2 separate regions of the Homo sapiens genome follow, and region 1 is linked to region 2. The links are chromatin loops, found by intact Hi-C in ENCODE. Cell type or tissue: prostate gland. All regions are shown on one strand. Each heading gives the region's core, and the rest is flanking DNA. Links, peaks and the distances in the headings are about the cores only. Region 1 overlaps LOC107986420 (a long non-coding RNA gene). Region 2 has its middle 33 kb from the start of TILRLS.

Region 1 (5,382 bases), core at 317-5,316, 740 kb before region 2:
CCATTCCCTGGAACCTCCGAGGACTGAGATATTGCTATGGCATGGAGAAATTAGACAAAAGGTACCAGGCCTAGATGTTAAAAGATGGGCATGATTCAGAAAGGACCAGTGTTTCTAGACAATAGAGAAAATAAGGCAGAAGAGGAAGGTCTAGACCACAGTTTGAGGTGTTCTGATAGGCAAAGAGGTATAGACTTTCAGGAGGTTAGGGTAAGGTAGGGAGGACATTTTGGCATTTGAACAGGATTGTGAAATAGTGAAAGTAACCTGATGATTTTATATAGTGGGGAAGAGTCCTACGAGAAAAAAGTGCAGATTGAGACCAATGAGAAGGGTACAAAAATATATGTAAACTAAAGTGTCTGAGAGCTGGAAAGGTCTTAGTCATTCTCTAATTCAACATTTTTCCAGTGCATGAATCCTCCTTTACTCTCTTTAATAGATAAAAAGACCAGAAAAATGGAAGACCCAAATAAGGATGATGGAATGGAAACACCAAGAATGCAATGAGCGCAAATTTTATCACAAAGAGAGAAGTGTCTTTTTAAAGTTAGCAAGGATGATCCTGTCTTCTCATCCTGCTGCCTCTCAAACCCTTGGTCAGCTCTTTGGAATTTCTCTCTAGCTTCCCTTTCCTCCCACTGGAGTAGAATCTATCTATTGAGGATGGAGCTCCCTAGATTTTGGTAGAAGGTATTATCAACCTGAATCACACTGTCCAGTGACTGAGTATACCCTGAATCTGGGAATATCACTTGCTAAGTGGTTAATGGGCCATTCTTGAGGCATGTGGGATCTTTGCGCCCAGGCTTATCACAGTCCATACCTATCTCAGCTCTGGGCAGGGGTTATTATGGTATGGTAGCTGACATTTTCAGAGACGAATATGGTGGGCCATTGACATCTGAAACCCAAGAGATATTCTGTAGTTGTTACTAACGGCTTACAGAGACTTCTACCTTTGTCCGCTTCTGTCATCTGTGTATGAGTCTGTTCTCACATTGCTATGAAGAAATACCTGAGACTGGGTAATTTATAAAGAAAGGAGGTTTAATTAGCTCACAGTTCTGCAGGCTGTGTAAGAGGCATGATGCTGGCATCTGCTCCGCTTCTGGGGAGGCCTCAGGAAACTTACAACTGTGGTAGAAAGCAAAGTGGGAGGGAGACTGATACGGTTTGGATCTGTGTCCACACCCACATCTCATGTTCATTTGTAAATCTCAGTGTCAGAGATAGGGTCTGGTGGGAGGTGATTGGATTATAGGGCTGGAGTTCCCATGAATGGTTTAGCACCATTTCCCCTTGGTACTGTGTAGTGAGTGAGTTCTCATGAGATCTGGTTGTTTAAAAAGAGTGTAGCACCTCCCCCCACCTCTGTTTCCCTCCTGTTTCAGCTATGTAAGACATGCCTGCTTCCCCTTCACCTTCTGCCAAGATTGTGTTTCCTGAGGCCTTCCCAGAAGCCAAGCAGATGCTGCTGTGCTTCCTGTATAGCCTGTGTAACCATGAGCCAATTAAGCCTCTTTTCTTTATAAATTACCCAGTCCCAGGTATTTCTTTGTCGCAGTTCAAGAACAAACTAATACAGAGGCGTCTCACGTGATGGGCACAGGAGTAGGAGAGAGAGAGAGGGGAAGTGCTACACAGTTTTATACAACCAGATCTGTCAAGCTCTCAGTCACTCACTGTCATGAGACTGGAACCAACAGGATGGTGCTAAACCATTCATGAAGGATCCAACCTCATGATCCAATCACCTCCCACCAGGCCCCACCTCCAACACTGGGGATTATAATTTGACATGAGATGTGGGTGGGGCACAGATCAAATACCAATCTGACTTTGTCTAGCTTTTATTATCAGTCTTTTTGCAATCAGAGCCATGAGGAAAAAGGGAAAAATGGGTAAGAAAGTACATGTTTGGCTTTCATCAAGTGTCACTCTTACTTCCAAAGGTTGTCATTGCATCATGTCTAGGCTTCCGCAGATAGTCAGTCTAAACATATGGCTAAAGCCACATTTTCTATAATCCTTATTCGTGTATTATTTATTGGATCTTATTTTATGCCAGGAACTGGGAAGGCAAAGACAAAAAGAGAAGTTCCCTTTTTACAAACTGATTTCAACGCTTGTTAACTAAAAGACTAATAGGAGGAGAGACATTCAGAAGATAATGACATTAGAATATTGTGCTGGCCGTAAAGAACTACATTCTTTAATGTACTAGGTTCATTTTTTATTTTTAGGGAAAGTGCCCTAGAGTTAAGAGGAATTTGGTTTCAGCTTAAACCTATTTCAGTTACTTGCAACTTTATTTTGAAAAATGCTTGGGCATGCTAAATTTGAGTCCAACAACATTGCTCATGTTCTTCTTTACTCCCTCCAAGGTGAACTTTTTTTCTTTTCTTGGAAAGGTAGTAATGAGGGGCAGGAGGAGTGGGCAGATGATATTTCTATTGCATTTTGCATTGCCCATTCCATTCGAGGAGTTATGCAACCAAGGGAAAAAAAATGCATTTTCCACTCTTGAGGCTCTTTGATCACTTTTGCTCTTACATAACTCCCTAACAGCTGGAGCTGTAAACTTTAAAATTGGCAGGAACATAGTTCATATTGCGAAAGGAAATTCAACCCAATTGAAGAGAAACAGCTAGATATTTTTAAAGCGATCCCAGTATTTGTGTTCTTCAACATTTAGTGAGTGCTGGTGACGTTTGGGGGCATTAAGCTGGCTCCTTGCCCAGAGATGTCACCATCTTGACTGGGGGTCCTATCTGCAGGGCCTGGCTCAGGAGAATGGGGCTACTTTCTTTCTTTCTTTCTTTCTTTCTTTTTTTTTAAATTACTAAGCTATCTCATTCTGTAGCTTCTTTACCCACAGACAACCAAAGAAATACTTGTTCTAAGGTTTGGTGCTGCCAGAAGTAAATTCACACCAACCTGCCAAGGCCTCCTCCAGCTGGCTTGCTTGGAAAATATGTCTGTTCTTCTCAACAATATCATTCCCTTCACCTACCTTGCAAAAGGTAGCCTGCACTACCTTGTCCTCAAATATACCCCTTTCCTCCCTTTTACCTACCTCTTTCTCCTCCTCCTTATTTTATTTAGTTTTTTTTTTTTTTTGAGTTTTAGATTTGAGCTTCTTATCCACTATGGTGGAAGTAAATCTGTATGAAATCATATATCTGTTGCTACAACCTCTGCATCACATTGTAAAAAGAGTAAACTCATTAGAAACCCACTGCTTCAAAATCAACAGCTTCTTCAGTGCTGCATTAACACCTACATATAGTTAACAAATGTTGAAATCCGTTTGTAAAAAGGCTATTAAACTTCTAAGTGGCTAAAATAAAATTAAAGGCAAAATTGTCTTTTTCACAGTGAACAGTCTGCTGGCATCACTGATACTGGATGATCATTCAAATATTTGGATTTCTGAAGTCATGAGAAATCCAGGCACCTAACTTCTTTCAGTTATCCTTTCTTTCCCATCGAAGAACTAGATGTATGGAATTACACTTCTCGTAGCAATTGTTGCCTTAAGAGAGACTCCAACTCTGTATCTCAAGGAATGGTAGGCCACTGGTGAGAAAGGTGACATTTGTCATTTTGATATATTTTGGTGCAGTTGCTGCTGCCTAAAAAACCTCTTTTCTGAGGTACTCCAGGACGGCTACTCTGTATAGAGTGGGGGTCACCCCTGCAGGATGATGGTTTTCAGGGGTCAATGAGTCCTTCCTATGGGGAAGCACAGCATGGCTTCCTGCAGCAGGAAGCTGCCTTCGTCTTGGCTTTCTGGAGGCCTCCTCAGCCTTGCTCACTGCCATTTTGAATTTGGCTGATGTGCAAACACAAACAGAAAGGGCGAATTCAATAGCAGCGAGGGCTTGTCTCCTATTCTTGCTCCACCATGATTCAAACTTCTTCCACTCTGGTTTTAAGCAAAACCAGGTTCTTATTATTCTGAGGTACGCTACATTTTATTTTCTCTACTGCCTTTTCCAGTGCATACCCATCTTTTTTTTCTTCCTTTTATGGTCTTGAATTTTTATCTATGCCTGTTATAATAACTCTTCCTGATTCCAGAAAGGTGCAAGACCTGGCTTTCATCTATTTCTGAGCATGGAAACCATTTATTACAAGAAATGCCTGAGGCACTGAAGGCCATCAGGGAGAACTAGGTCTTCTGAGTACTGTGTTTGAGTCACTCTGGTATCCGTCCAGGGTCAGGTCAGTCTTCTGGAAACATCTTGAGTAGATTTGCAGGAAGAAACAGGTGTGGCTTCTCAGGTAGACAGTAAGAGGATAGTTATTTTTAGCTTTTGAAGAATTTTGATGTAATGGAAAGATACGTGAGAGAAGAGGTAGTTATCTTTTTATCCAAATGATATATATGTTGCTTATTCCAGTGGTCACAAACTGCTCATTTCTTTAATGGTTGAAGAGTTAATTATATTTTTGGCTTTTTTTTTTTTTGTCACAGAAATGTTGTTGAGCCAAGCACAGGTATGAGAATCAGATATACCTTGTAGTACAGAAATAGCTCATAGGTCAAGAAATAAATCCTTCATGAGGTTTCAACTGGCAGGTGCTTAATAACTGGTAAATATGACTAGTTGAGATGCAATGATGGGAACAAAGATGATGCTCCTTATCACATCGTGGCATTTGGCATGAATTTGGAAATGATGATTGGCATTGCTAAACAGCAGTTTGCATGCAAATGCAAGGCATCTTCTAGCCATTGTCTCGACAGCTCTCCTACTCAATCTAGCTATGACTCTGGCAGAAAGGAGCTGCAACATCAGAGAATTTGCTGGCATTGTTAGAAGATCATTTATGACCATGCAACTTTCTTTCAATGGGAGGATTTTTGGCTAAAATAATAAAAAGCTCATGTATTTAAAAAGAAAAAGGTGTGGGTCTAGTTCTTCTTACTTACTAGAGAGTTGGTGCTTATAGAAATCTTTACCAAACATAACTTCCTTGGGGCTTTCTTTTTTTTTGAGTTTTTTTTTGTCCTCACTTTAAAGAATCCAAGAAAGAACTTGATGTGAAGTGAGATTTTTAATGTTTTCAATGCCTTATCTTTATTTTCCTTCAGATAACTCTCTCTCCAATGATGATTATGATAATAACAGCTGATTTTGAGTTTTTCTGGTCACATTGTATGATTAATCCTCATAAAAGTTTATGCTGTTGCTAATGTTATTCCCATTTTATGGACAAATAAACTAAGGCACTGACCAATTTAGTAATGTGCCCAAGGTCATACAGCTAATAAAAGTGCTATGGAAAGATTCAGATCTAGGTTTTCTCACTTCAAACCAAACTTATAACTCAATCTGATGCTATTTCTCTTTTTAGAGACAACAATAATTA
Region 2 (5,382 bases), core at 237-5,236:
TCCCCCAACTTTTTAATATGAAAATGTTCAAAAATGAAAGGCGATGGACTAGTACAACAAATACATACACACCCATCACCTACGCTCACCAAATGCTCATATTTCAGCATTTTTTGCTTTATCTATCTATGTATCCATTTGATCTTATGTGTGTGTGTGGCCGTGTGTGTGTTGGCCTTACCCTTTAAAAGTAAGTTGCTGATATCATGACACTTCACTCCTATATTTCACAGCATTTGTTTTCTCAAAATAAGGACATTCTCTTACATGACTTTAATACCATTATCACACCTAACAAATTAAGAGTAATTCATAATATCATCTACTGTTAGTCCACATTCCAATAGCTTTCCTTATCCCAAAAACTCAAGCATGGTGTTTGATTACTATAGCTCTTTAGGCCCTTTTAATAAAGACCAGTTCTCTTACCTTTTATTTTAATGATAGTGACTTTTTTACATGTGTCCAGGCCAGTTGTCTTACAAAATGTCCCACATTGAGCATGGGTGAGTTGCAACTGGAAGGGCAGGAGAAAAGAGTTGTGCACAGCAAGGGTCAGCGGAATACATTTGACTTTCCATCTCATGCGGAGTGGAGGGCCAAGTCCACTCGGGCCTATACAACGTGCCAGCACCCCACTTCCCAGCCCCCACAGACTCCCCCTGCAGCCATGCCAGCCTTTTTGCTGTTCCCCAATATGCTAAGTGCATACCCAGCTCGAGATCTTGGCACAAATTCTCCCCTTTTCTTGAAATGCTTTTCTCTCACATCTCAAAACCATGGCCCCTTCCATCCTGAAGGTCTTTGCTCAGAGAAGCCTTCCTCCGCCACCTCATCTAAAATTGCAAACCACCTTCCCAACCTAACTTTTTCTTTATGGCACATTTCACCACCTAACTTTCTATGTGTTTTATTTCTATTGCTGATTTCCTGTCTCATCACCTGCAATATGTGTTCTTCAAGGACAGGGTTTTGCTGTGATTTCTTCATGACTGCACTCCCAGTTCATATACCAGAGTTTGACTCCATTGAATTAGCAAATATTTGTTAAAACCTACCATTGAACTCTAGAAACTGCAGAGAAGCATATGTCAGATGTCCCTCTTAAAGCTGACATGACCTGGTTATCCAGCCCCTGCTGCCCCAGGCCAGTGGTGAAGCCACTGTCCAGCAGGGAGAACAGCTGTCAGAAGCCAGGCAGGGGTAAGGCCCTGGAGCAGCTCAGAGCCAGGGCTGACCACCATCCCACTCCCACTGTCCCACTCTCCTCCTCACAATCCCCATAGCTACCTGTGTCAGTTTCTGATCATTCAACTGGGCCTCAGAGGCTCCCAGCCAGTGTGCGCTGCAAACTTGCCCTCCCTTTCCCTATAGAACCACATCACCTCCTCTAGCCACCCACCCTGCAACCTGTCCTCCTGAGGCCACTGATCTTTCTAAGAAGCAAAGATGGCCAAGTCTTTCCCTCTGCTCAAAATATTTCACTGGCATCCCTCCTTCCACAGGCGGAGAACCCAGGCTGATCTATGCAGAACACCCTTCCTGATCCGGCTACCACCTTCCCAACCTCCATCCCCTGCCATCCCCATCTCCACCTTGACAATACTAAATTATGTGTAGCAGTTTCTGGGATGACTGTTCTCCTCACGCCTCTCACTTACTTCACCTTCTGTCCAGCATGCACCTCCGCTCCTACCCCATCACCTCCAGTGTGCCATCCTGGCAAACTTCTACTCTTCCTTCAAGTTTCAACTCAAATGCTACCTCCCCTTAGAAACTTTTCTGAACTTCCTTCTGCTATAGTCAAACTGGACATTGCGTTTAAAATGAATATCACTTTAACAAAAATCACATCACCACTGTTTGCTTTTCTGTCTTCAGCTGGACCTCAACAGGGTCCTTAAAGGCATGCCCTATGAAAAAGCTTGGGTCTGTCCAGCTTTGCATCCATGGAGTCTGTGGCAAAAGACTAGGAGTTTAATAAACTTGGATGACTTGGTCTAAGTAGCTGGGTAGAGCCGTTTGCTGAGATCCTTAAGGATCAGAGTTAGTGACCCTGATCTACATCCTGACTTTACGGCTAAGGCCTGGAGTTAATGGTAAACGTCCTCATTGTTTCGGTTTGCTGAAATATCATGTAAACTCAACATCAGGCGGCTGTTTGACTGGGGACAAACAATTCTGCATTCCAGAGCACGTTGACCCTGTGTGCAGGTTGCTCTGTTTGCTTTTCACTAACAAAGAAGTTCTCATTTGAGGCTGTGAAATTTAAACCACATTCTCTGTTCCACCTTGCTCTCCCTCATACGTGTGTGTGTGTGTATGTGTGTGAGTGTGTGAGAGACAGAGACAGAAAGAGAAAGAAACAGAGAGAGACAGAGACAGAGAGACATAGAAGCCATAGAATTTGCCTGGTGCTGTGCTTCAAGCCAGCACAAACTAACGCAAGCTAGAAATCTTCTGACACAAATGGAAGACTGTATAATGCACGAGGATTAGGCACCAGGTCCACAGGGCCACAGCAGGCTGCCACTAGCTTGAACAGGCCACCTGCTTCCAAAGCACTGACAAACATAAACAACATTCGTGCCAATTCGCCCCTCCATTTTATTTCCATCTTAAGAGACATTTTATTTGTCACCCACTGGAGTCCAGACAGTTAGATGTGCCTGACATTTCGGTCATGGTCAACACTCAATACATGGCATTCTTAGGATTTCTTGAGGGAGTTTGGTCTGATTGTCTACAGCCTAAGAACCTTCCACATTGTGAATGCGCTGCTGTCATTTTTACCTGTGGCCATGACATGTCCACATAGGTACAATATCACTTAATGTTATTATTATAAATTTTTAGCTATCATTCTTCCCCATAAGGGAACTTGAATTCATAATTCTGCATAGTGACGGTATCCACAGGGGACCCCAGGCTACTCAAATCCTCATGCTAAGAGTTTATAGACTATGGGCTGAAGATGAGTAAGCATTTCCCGCCATTCCTTCCCGGGCTATTAGCATTGTTTCAGTTTTTCTGGTTTGAACCAAAGCCAGTTGAATCTCCTCCAAGTTCCAGTTTTGGTCAGATCTCAGGAGACAGCCTGTCTGGTTGTTCAAAAAACAAATATCTGCCTGAACATCCACCCGACCTGGAGTTATGGCAGATCACAGCTGCCTAATGACCCCACCAAGTGTCCCTTCCACCGGGCAGGGGAGGGGAACAGCATGAAGCGCTGTAATCTCTCCCTCTGAGGTTGCTGAAGCCTAAATAAGAAGTCCTGCAAGCAGACGGCGAGGCTGCCGAGCCTGTTTCCTTCTTGCACGATTTGTCTCTCCCACCAGGTGTCTAAGTCATCTTTTTTCCCCCCTGTTTACTAAATGTCTCCTGTCATGGCCTCAAAGTACTTTAGACTAGCGTCTACCAGTATTTAGTGAGAATTTCCTGGGCCTGCTTCTGATATGTTTCCCAAAAGGATCTGAGAGATCTAGAAAAGGGGTCTCCACCCATGAGGAGTTTATAATCCAGAGGTGAAGACAAAAAATATATATAACAATAGACAAAATGGTGATATACAATTATTATATTACACACACATATTAGGGACCTTGTGATCAATAGGTTTTTCTGCAAATAGGTGACATCATCTACAGATTGGCATCTAGAACTTGTCCATTAAAGGAGCAGGGGTGGCATGGGATTTCATTCAGTGCTTTAAACAATCTATTTTTTATAGGACTTTTTTTGCTTTCTAGTTGCACAGCTCCTTTACGTAATTATTTGAAAGTAGGCTCTGAAAGGTACAGAAGGTGAACTAAGCACACACAGTGTTCTCCTGTTCCAGGTCCTTAGAAATGATAGAAACACACACACACATGTGCATACTTACAAATATATATATATGCACACACATGTACGTGCATACATATACATATATATGTATTCAGAGACAAGAGTAGGAATCTTCCCATGGACCATAAACTGTAAGGAATCCTGGAAAGAGGAAAAACAGAAACTGATGGAAGAAGGAAACTCCAATCTGAGATGCTCAGAGAAGGTACTCTTGCAAGGGGTTGGAGATAGAGGTAGAGGATGCTCGAAGCAAGGGAGATTTGGCAGCAATTAACGTGCCACGTGCCCATCTGGTGGTAGGTGACGGTTCCAGGAGGAAAACCCACGTCTTTTCTTTCTAATGCCTGTATTTCCACCACAGATTCTTGAATAGGCACAGGAGACTAGCAGGGTCTACACAGCACAAAGTGAGTAGAAATTTGGCTGTTTCTTATTAATTTGAGCTCTGTACGTTTAGTAAACTGTGTTATTCAGGATTGATTATGATTTAAACAATCTACTTTTAAAACATTTTGAAACTGAGTAACAGTGACTTCAAATATTTTTCATTGAACTATAGTCTGACTTTTTAATTCAGTGTAAAGTTCCTCATCAAATTTACCACCATAAATTTATGTTTAAATATGTTTAAATGTGTAAGCACATAGGTCTATCTCTCTCTCTTTTTTTTTTTCCTTCCTACTAGGAAGCTCAAAGCAAGTTTTTGTGCTAATCTCCAAACATTAATGTAACAGAGGTAGAATCTGGTCACTAATATTGAAACCGCCCAAGGGGTTCACCTTGCCCCCTGCCTAGACAGAGCCGATTCATCAAGACAGGGGAACTTCAATAGAGAAAGAAAAATTCACCAGAGCAGGCTCTGCGGGAGACTGGAGTTTTATTATTACTCAAATCAGTCTCCCCGAGCGTTCGTTTGGGGAGCAGAGTTTTTAAGGATAACTCGGTGGGTGGAGGGAAGCCAGTGAGCCAGGAGTGCTGATTGGTCAGAGATGAAATCATAGGGAATTGAAGCTGTCCTCTTGCTCTGAGTCAGTTCCTGTGTGGGGGCCAAAAGATCAGTGGGCCAGTTTATTAATCCGGGTGGTGCCAGCTGATCCATCAAGTACAGAGTCTGCGAAATATCTCAAGCACTGATCTTAGGAGCAGTTTAGGGAGGGTCAGAATCTTGAAGCCTCCAGCTGCATGACTCCTAAACCATAACTTCTAATCTTCTAGCTAATGTTAGTCCTACAAAGGCAATCTAGTCCCCAGGCAAGAAGGAGGTCTGCTTTGGGAAAGGGCTGTTACTGTGTTTGTTTAAACCATAAACTAAGTTTCTCCCAAAATTAGTTCGGCCTAAGCCCAGGAATGAACAAAGACAGCTTGGAGGTTAGAAGCAAGATGGAGTTGGTTAAGTTAGATCTCTTTCACTGTCTCCATCATACTTTTGCAAAGACAGTTTCAATATTATAAACAACTTTTGCATGATTTATATTTTTAATTATCTTTCTTGCTCTATGGTATAAATAGTAAATAGGCAGGATGTGATAAAAAGCA

Evidence for each region. A loop is a pair of places that touch in the nucleus more often than their neighbours do. Peaks named below come from ENCODE experiments on the same cell type or tissue, not always from the same donor. Only the 100,000 strongest peaks of a DNase experiment are listed, where the experiment ranks them.
Region 1: it touches region 2 in a loop (2.3-fold over the local background); 1 of 110 quality-filtered maps calls a loop at or near these places.

The regions. Positions count from the first base shown.
Region 1 is chr5:67,968,668-67,974,049 of GRCh38, reverse strand. The region is part of intron 1 of LOC107986420 (a long non-coding RNA gene); the gene reads left to right. Among named protein-coding and RNA genes, the nearest start is that of LINC02997, 180 kb to the right of the region's middle. In prostate gland, for the core only: no CTCF peak of the experiment used is centred there; a DNase peak (open chromatin) is centred at 2,694; H3K27ac peaks cover 385 bases.
Region 2 is chr5:67,232,700-67,238,081 of GRCh38, reverse strand. No RefSeq gene overlaps it. Among named protein-coding and RNA genes, the nearest start is that of TILRLS, 33 kb to the left of the region's middle. RefSeq lists an enhancer at 4,480-5,029. In prostate gland, for the core only: no CTCF peak of the experiment used is centred there; a DNase peak (open chromatin) is centred at 3,051; H3K27ac peaks cover 1,976 bases.